2 separate regions of the Mus musculus genome follow, and region 2 is linked to region 1. A link is a loop called in an ENCODE intact Hi-C map of the cell type or tissue named here. Cell type or tissue: heart. All regions are shown on one strand.

Region 1 (4,000 bases):
AACAACTTGTTAATTAGATACTTATCTTCTCAGTTGCATCAATACCTATGATTGGTGAGTGCTCCATATAAGGGTGAAGATATCAGAGAGGAGTTATGATATGAAGGAACGGAACAACAGTTTGGAGGGGAAAATGTAATTATTATTTTATAATGGTCTGAGTATTGGTTAGGATGGCATGTTTGTTCACAGTATAAGTCAAAACAAAAGGAATAGGCAAAGTTATTTCTCAAGTTGTACATGATCAACATTTATATCTACACAAAATTTCAATTGAAATTCACCTCATTATTGTATTACTTGGCAATATCGAAAAGCTGTGTAATAATAATAATAATTAATAATAATAATACAAATTATGTTAGACAGGACACAAGGACACTTTCACAAAACTGGTTTTAATGTTAGTGAATTTTGTCAAGATCTTCTTTATGGTCTTTGATCAGCAGCACAGGAGCAAACAAGTTATTCACAGTAACTGAAGGCATTTGTGTCCTCCCCACACGAGCAGATTAAGAATCTGTTGGATTCCAGATGTTGGAACTCATCCACATCCCTTCGTCCTTTTATCTAAGAAAGGTCTGATTTCCATTCCAATGTTTCTTGCCTTTCAAAGAGCCTTAGTGTGTTCTTCATTGCCACACTCAGAAAGGCAACACGGAAATTGCCCCCAAGAAATATATAAGCAATAGGGGTCTAACTCTTCCCAACTTCAAGGACTCAGACTGAATGAGTACAGTGTTCACTCCCACCGAGCCAGAGAGCGGTGGGCACTCACACTCCACCAAATGTAAAACAAGGACATTCTTGTCAAGCTGCCTAGAAAAACTCTTTAATAAGCACAACCCGGAAAGCACTCCAGTAGCCCAGGCTTGCATACAGACCCAGATCTAATAAAATACCACATCAATACAGCAATGCTCTGCCCACCCCGTTCCCTTTCTCCTTCCATTAGTTTTATATCATTGTCTCACATTACCTTATACAAAATATTTCTGAGAAATATAGGTGAATGTGAGCCAAAATGCCACAATAAAATGTAGAGATGTGATGAATTAGAACTATGGGAAAATATCAAAAATTGACATTAGTAACGGAAATGTAATTTTAAAAATCACTAGCTTCAATACTTGAAGGTATGAAGCTTAAAAATCAATGAGACACTTCAAAACATGAGCTCTAATGAGAGGTTACTCCTGTGTTTAAACCTTAGCTGTCTTCCTGATGAGCTGTTTGACTTCTGTCTGCCTCAAAAAGCCTTGAGTGTCCATTTCTCATCTATAAGACCAGGGTAATCGCCCCTAGTCATTTCAAATTATATGCAATGAACTTACATGACAGCTGGCACAGTATTACTATGCAAAGTTTGTCAGTGTATTATGTTTGAAATAATCATATGGTGCCTTAGGAAAGATGTTAACAAGAACCCCGCTGTGGGAAGGGGAGAGGGAAAGCAGAAGATAGATCAATATAGGAGAAGCATGCTTATTTGATGTCTTGAAACGTAACTAAAAGAAGGAGATGACCCCACTAGATGTCTCCCTGATGTTCCAGAGTCATTATACATTGCTCACTAGGGGGTAAATGAGGCTCCACATCTTGTGTGGCTAAAAGGAATTAGATAAACTGTTTACCTTGCCATCTTGAGGGTTAGTCTTTAAATACTCTAAGAATTAAATTGCCCCCTTCTTATTTACAAGACTACAAGAGGAGGGTTTCTAATTAGAGAGGACACATGGTTACACTAAAAGATAAACCTTTGTTCCACAGAAACAAAAATAAACTTCCTTTTTAGATAAAAAAAAAAAAAAGAGAGAGAGAGAGAGAGGCTTTCCAGTCTCCTTATGAAATACTCAGAGAAAGTGCAAACTGGGGGAAGCACAAACCTAATGAATGCTGACAGACCAGGCCAGCTGCTACAGAGAGAACGGATTCTGCTGAGCCCTAGGGACATCTTTTCCGAAATTTCTTGCTTCTGTGTCAGGGAGATACGTAAGGACAGCAGTAGCCTGGACCATACCCAGTAGAAACAAACTAAAGATGTCTTCCTGTCCTGAATGTTCATTGACTTGTGATTTCTACTGAATTACAAAGTTCTAGTCATCATCCTTACTCAGAGACCACAGAAGGAAAAGGACCAGGAAAAAAAAAAAAAACAACTGTTTAACATATGCAAGTCTAAAAACTCAAAAGATCCTGCAGGCTGGCAAAAACAGAGGGGTCCCTTGTTTCACGATTCCCAACACTGCTTCATGAGGCTAAACTGGTTTGAAAATGATGAAGGCATGAAAAATACTACTCAAAATTCAAATTATTTCATGCCGCACCCTTTCATTTATTTTATTGCCTCAAGGGTGGAAAAGGCATGTTCTCCACTGACTGAAGACAAGAGGAGGGGCCAAGCTAATGCTAATGGGATTTCTGTGGCCAGAGCCCACAACCTGAAGACAATCTTGCACACCTCAGCTTAGAATTTACAAAACATCTGCAAAACAGAACAGTAACTGCATCCATGGAAAAGCGTGCATCATACTCATTTGACTTATGGTACTTACTAAACCCTACAAGAATATAAAACATAACTTCTAGACAGTGGCCAGTGCAGAACTGTCAATACAATTTTGAATTTCATAACCAAATAGTTTTAGAAATTACAAAAACAAAACCAAACAAACCACCAAAACTAGAAAAGAGGGAAAGGTGAAATATTTCCAGGGTTATTGTCCATGGCAATGAAAAAGACACAATATATAAACACCTTCCCTGAAACAAAGGTGGCTCCCTGGAGATATGCTACTGTTATTTGTTACTTGACAGAACATCCCTGAAGTACTGAAGCATCCCAGTATCTTGAAATGGACTCAGAAGTGCTCCAGATCTGATTTTATAAAATGTCCCTCTTCAAACTAGAATGTTTCAGAGTTGGAAATAACAATAATTCTCATCAGCCAAAAGCAATTTTAGTTATTGAATCTACTACAGCATCATATTTAAACCTTTTAAGCTTATCAATCAATCTTCAAAATCTCTCTCTCTCTCTCTCTCTCTCTCTCTCTCTCTCTCTATATATATATATATATATATATATATATAAAACAAAAAAAAATCACCAACTTTTTTCTTCAGAGTCTGAATTTCTACCATAGAAGACTGTCCACAATGGGTTTGCCAAGGCCAACTCTCCTTGAGAGAACTGGAGGAATTTTCTCCTAAGAATGACAGTGAAGTAAAACTTTTTGCACACAAGAAGCCTCCTTGAAGACCACTCCATACTGATATGAACTGTCATGTCTTTATCATGAAATTCTTAAAGTATTCTCAAATAACCTAGGCTTACATATTTTAGTGAAATATTTAAAAATACATCCTAAAACACTATCATTTCTTGCCACTAGCATATACCACAATTATTTTTTAGCTATTTTATTAGAATGCTTTCTATCTTAGCTTTACTTTCAACTGCAGAATTTGAAGACAATATTTCTTTATAATAACTTATTCAAATCTGACTATTTCTCTTACCTTGGCTCTTTGGTTCTTTTGTTTGCTTAATATCATATTTTCCTCTTTATTTCCTTCCTTCTTTCCTTTCCCTTCCCCCAAAGCTCTTTACCTGCCTCTATCTCCTAGTGCTCCTTCCTCCCTCCTCCCTCTTGTTTTTGAGACAAGGTTGCTGTGGACAAAGAAGCTCCTGTTACCCCCCAATTGCTAAGACTGTGTGACTCTGTGCCACTAAGCTGGAGCTGGAATCTGGAATTGAGGCTTTGGGGTGTGCTCACTAGGTAAGAACTCTACCAATTTCTAGATCTCTCACCCCAACCATATCTGTGAATAATGGAATCGTTTAGAATGAAATCCACCTGTTACATAGAAAAGAGCCATAAGGATGTTGATGGATTTTTGGTTTTGGTTTTGGTTTTTTTTGTTTGTTTCGATAAAGGACAGCTAATGTAAAACATTAGCTTTCTATCTTTCTCCATTTGACACTACAACTCATGTT
Region 2 (4,000 bases), 57 kb after region 1:
CACTGTGTTTAAGTATTTGTTTACTAAGAGGGGAAACTGGACAACTTTAATATTATAGTTCAAATATCTGGAGATATTTGCTAGCACAGAAAAACAATTTCTTTCCACAGACTCGACTTTCAAAAATGCCAAAATTAAAAGAAAAGTTTTATTCATGCCTTGACACTGCACTAAACTCTTGCCATACATGATTCATTTAATACTCTCAACACCATCATGTAGATCCCTCTAATTACCATTACTTTACTAATGGAGAAAACTCAGTCATAGAGTAAATAATTTCCTCAAGTGTAAAAAGAAGTGGGTCCGAATTCCAATACAAAGTTGTAGACTTTGAAAACTGATAGCCTACCTCTCATAGGGCACAGCTGTATAAGTCACTCTTCCTCAAAAAAGGAACATACATAAAAGGACTTTGTAAAGTACACCCTGGCAAATACTGTCTGATAGAAAACTATCATGTTTGGGGCCTTCAAAGTTAATATATAAGTTGAACTAAACCCTCGTTTTTCAGTAAACCATTTTCAAATCTCTTTAGAATAATCAGAGATCAGGACTCACAGAACTCCATGGGTTTTTAAGGAGAAGGAACATATCTTTGGATTATTGCCACCCAATTCTGAAGGTGAATTCTAGTAACAATAATAACCATGAGGCCCACTCACCCCAGATATTTAGTAAAATAATCTGGGCTTTGTCATTTTAACCAGATCATCTTCAATAATATAACCTGTAAGGCCTATCAGTAAGTCTGTATGAGTCTATTTTTAGTACTAACCACTAACTTTATCATCAAGAAAACCACTTGAAGCTTTTAACAGTTGATGGCTGGTACACCAGCAAGACACACAGGAGCCAAAATTCTTGACAGCAAGACATATCTCAAGCAATCAATGCATTTCTTTCCAAATTGTACCCTCTGGGCATAAAGTCCTCACAAAATGTTACAAGTATTTGTTCATATATATATGTTCAACTTGTGGCCATCGGTCCAGGTGCTTCCCATAATAGCCACAAATGTAACCAACACAAATATAAACTGCTTGAAAACATTCTGAGTTTTTTTTTTTTTTTGCATGTCATTTATTAGTAAATAGACTGGATAGTTTCCCAAGCACGAAATTGGGAGACAAAAATGTCACATCACAGCAACAAAAGGTTGGACATGCCTTCTAGAACAAGCATCTTGACAGATTCTCAGATGGCTACATATAAAACTATAATAAAATCTTCAATACTATATAGAGTGTTCAGAGTATATGTGAATGAACTGAGAGAAAAAAAAACTGACCGTTTTGGATATTTGTGTCAAATAAATAAATAAATAAATAAATAAAAGTCCTAAATGCTATAAGTCCTTAACATATAATAGACTCAACAAGATGCGTCAGCTTTTCCAGATTCTAGGTTCTTTCAATGGAGAGAACCAAATATTTTGTAATTTTCTCCCAATTCTACATTGTTACTTCCATCCTAACTTTGTGTCATCTCTTAAAATTATTTAAGTCACCATATTTAATTCTCTTTACCTTCTATCATAATTACCAGACGGATTGAGGTGGCATTTATGAATTGCCACTTTCTCATTTCCTTCGTTGCTGCTCTCTGAGGTCTCAGTGAGGCTCTGGGTTAGGCCATTGCCCGCCCAGGCCATGCCCCGCCCAGGCCATGCTCCGCCCAGGCCATGCCCCGCCCAAACCATGCCCCGCCCAGGCCATGCCCCAGCTCATTTCCTGCTTCTGCTGCTGGCACTTCCCACCAGAACTCATGAGAAAGATACAAATCCATTCTAAGGTGCAAATTTAAAATATTTTTTTAAAAAGAGCACCACACTTAAAATGTTTGGCCTGGAACCAGTTTCAACCAACCTTTTTAAAATAATCTGTTTACAAACATATGGATTAAAATGAAAAGCATCATGAAATCACTTGGCAGGAAAATACTAGATTTGGAGAAAGAATAATGATTTGGAAAGAAGCAGAACAAAATTCTGAAGTCCGTAAAGCAACATAATAGAAATGAACTTCTCTTTGTGAAATAGGGCCTAGATTACTACATGGGAATTTTAAGATGTTTTATCTAAAAACCTAACGATCATATACTATTAATATGAGGTTAATTACATGACCATGACCTATGCTGGGAGGAGAGAAATACTATACATTTAAGGGGAATATATTTCAAATCTTTTTAATGTGTTATTTCCTTTTCTAAAGTAAAAGAGAATTTAATCTCCACTTGAGGGCCTACTTTTGTTATATTCCCGTGGAAGCTTAGTAAAGACAAGACTAAAATTATCCTTACGGCTGCTTCTTCCTCCCTATGCTATTGTTGGAATTAGATAGAGCTTGATTTCTTTTTAATCAGTTATTTCCTCTCGTTCTTTCCAACACTGGGCAGCCTTTCTATCCTCACAACTACACAGCCAAGGAGATGAGTCACAAGTTGTCCTGGCAATAGATACTTATTTTCTTCCCCAAGAAATTAATATTCTCAACTCCACTGCAAGGAATTAACAGCATCATGTCTAAAGGTGTGGCAATATGTGCCCCTTGCCTTTCTTACGGATATTAATCTGTAACCATATGAAACTATAAGAAACTTAAAACTAAGTATTAACACCTCCGGTGGAAAGGAAAATTGTGTGCTTTTTCATACTCATTCTCTGATTCTTAAGAGATAAACATAGATCTTTTTCACATTTTTTACAGAAACTTTTCATAAGAGACAAATATGTACTAGCCTATCTGCTCATGCTTTTTTCCAATACAAATATTTTTCCTTTTTTAATTCGTGGATCTTTGATAGATTGCAATATTATCACAGAAACAAATCTTTGATGTTTTATAGTTCATGAGCAAGGCAAAGATTAATTTTATTCAGCCTATCTGCTATTAATGGATATTTAGATGATTTTTAATTTTGAACTGTTATAGACCATGAGGTAACAAGCACACATGTGTGGGTATCTGTTGAATATATGGAATTTCTGGTTCTAAGAGCATATGCACAATTTTCATTGCTATGGAATTCCCTATCATGTTCCATTGAAGGTGTAACAACTGGAAATCCCATTATCTAGCAATCGGCCCATTTGCTACTGAAAATGTGTCCCCCATAGTTGGTTATAAAAACTAGGCTAATGCTAGTTTTTTTTTTGCTAGAACTTTTTTCTGTGTTTAGCAAAATGTCCCAATAGAATAGCCCGCTATACAGCTGGCTGATTCCAAATCAGTCCTGTAAACAGCCCCGCCTGCCCATGGTTTCCGAGTCGCCTCATGGCTCTTGTTTGATGTAGACGGTGGCAGAGCCATTGCTTTCCTGGTCAGATGCTCCATGGAGGAAGCTATAGTCCTCCCCGTCCAGCAGTCCAGCAGCTCCTCCTTCAGCTGTGACGTGGTCATTTTCTTATGTCCTTTGTATTGCTGAGACTTAGCCTTTTTCTTCTGTTTTGAAGAAGCTGATTGGCTTTCTCTTGATGACTGTGATGCTGGAGGCTGTAGTTGATATCCAGTTAACTGACACCACCCTACAGGATAGAGGTCAGGGGACTCACAGTCTACCCACTGGTCATACTCTTCTTCCCAACCATCAAAATGTATCCTCAAGAGACGGTGAATAATTCGAGTAACTGTGGCTACACATATTAACCGTGGCTCCATGAGATCTACAGCTTCTAATTTCATTCCTACACGGAATCCGTGGTTTGGAACATCCTTATTAAATAGTTTTACTGGTGCTGCAATGGAGCCGGTTTCCCTGAGGTAGTCAAACCATTTAAAAGGAAGTTTTGTGTAACCTCTGGGTGGAGTCAGTTCTATCATGTTAATTTCACAGAAACCCACAGGGAAAATGGAAGGAGAGGTTGCATGATAACAGAACCAGTCAGATCCATCTGCTGCTTCTGAGCCATCAATCCCAATCATCAGGAATCCATCAGCCAGCACCTTTCTAATGGTGGCAACACATATTGTAGAAAGATTTAATGGGTCTATAGCTT

The links. Hi-C counts contacts between places; a loop is a spot of excess contacts. Peaks named below come from ENCODE experiments on the same cell type or tissue, not always from the same donor. Only the 100,000 strongest peaks of a DNase experiment are listed, where the experiment ranks them.
Region 2: a loop joins it to region 1, with 2.2 times the contacts of the local background. A loop is called at or near these places in 2 of 42 quality-filtered maps.

The regions. Positions count from the first base shown.
Region 1 is chr15:40,727,020-40,731,019 of GRCm38, reverse strand. All of the region lies in intron 1 of Zfpm2 (zinc finger protein, multitype 2), which reads right to left. Among named protein-coding and RNA genes, the nearest start is that of Gm33353, 13 kb to the left of the region's middle. In heart, no CTCF peak of the experiment used is centred here; a DNase peak (open chromatin) is centred at 1,919.
Region 2 is chr15:40,670,316-40,674,315 of GRCm38, reverse strand. The region is part of intron 1 of Zfpm2 (zinc finger protein, multitype 2); the gene reads right to left. It also overlaps the pseudogene Gm18285. Among named protein-coding and RNA genes, the nearest start is that of Zfpm2, 17 kb to the right of the region's middle. In heart, no CTCF peak of the experiment used is centred here; no DNase peak of the experiment used is centred here; H3K27ac peaks cover 674 bases.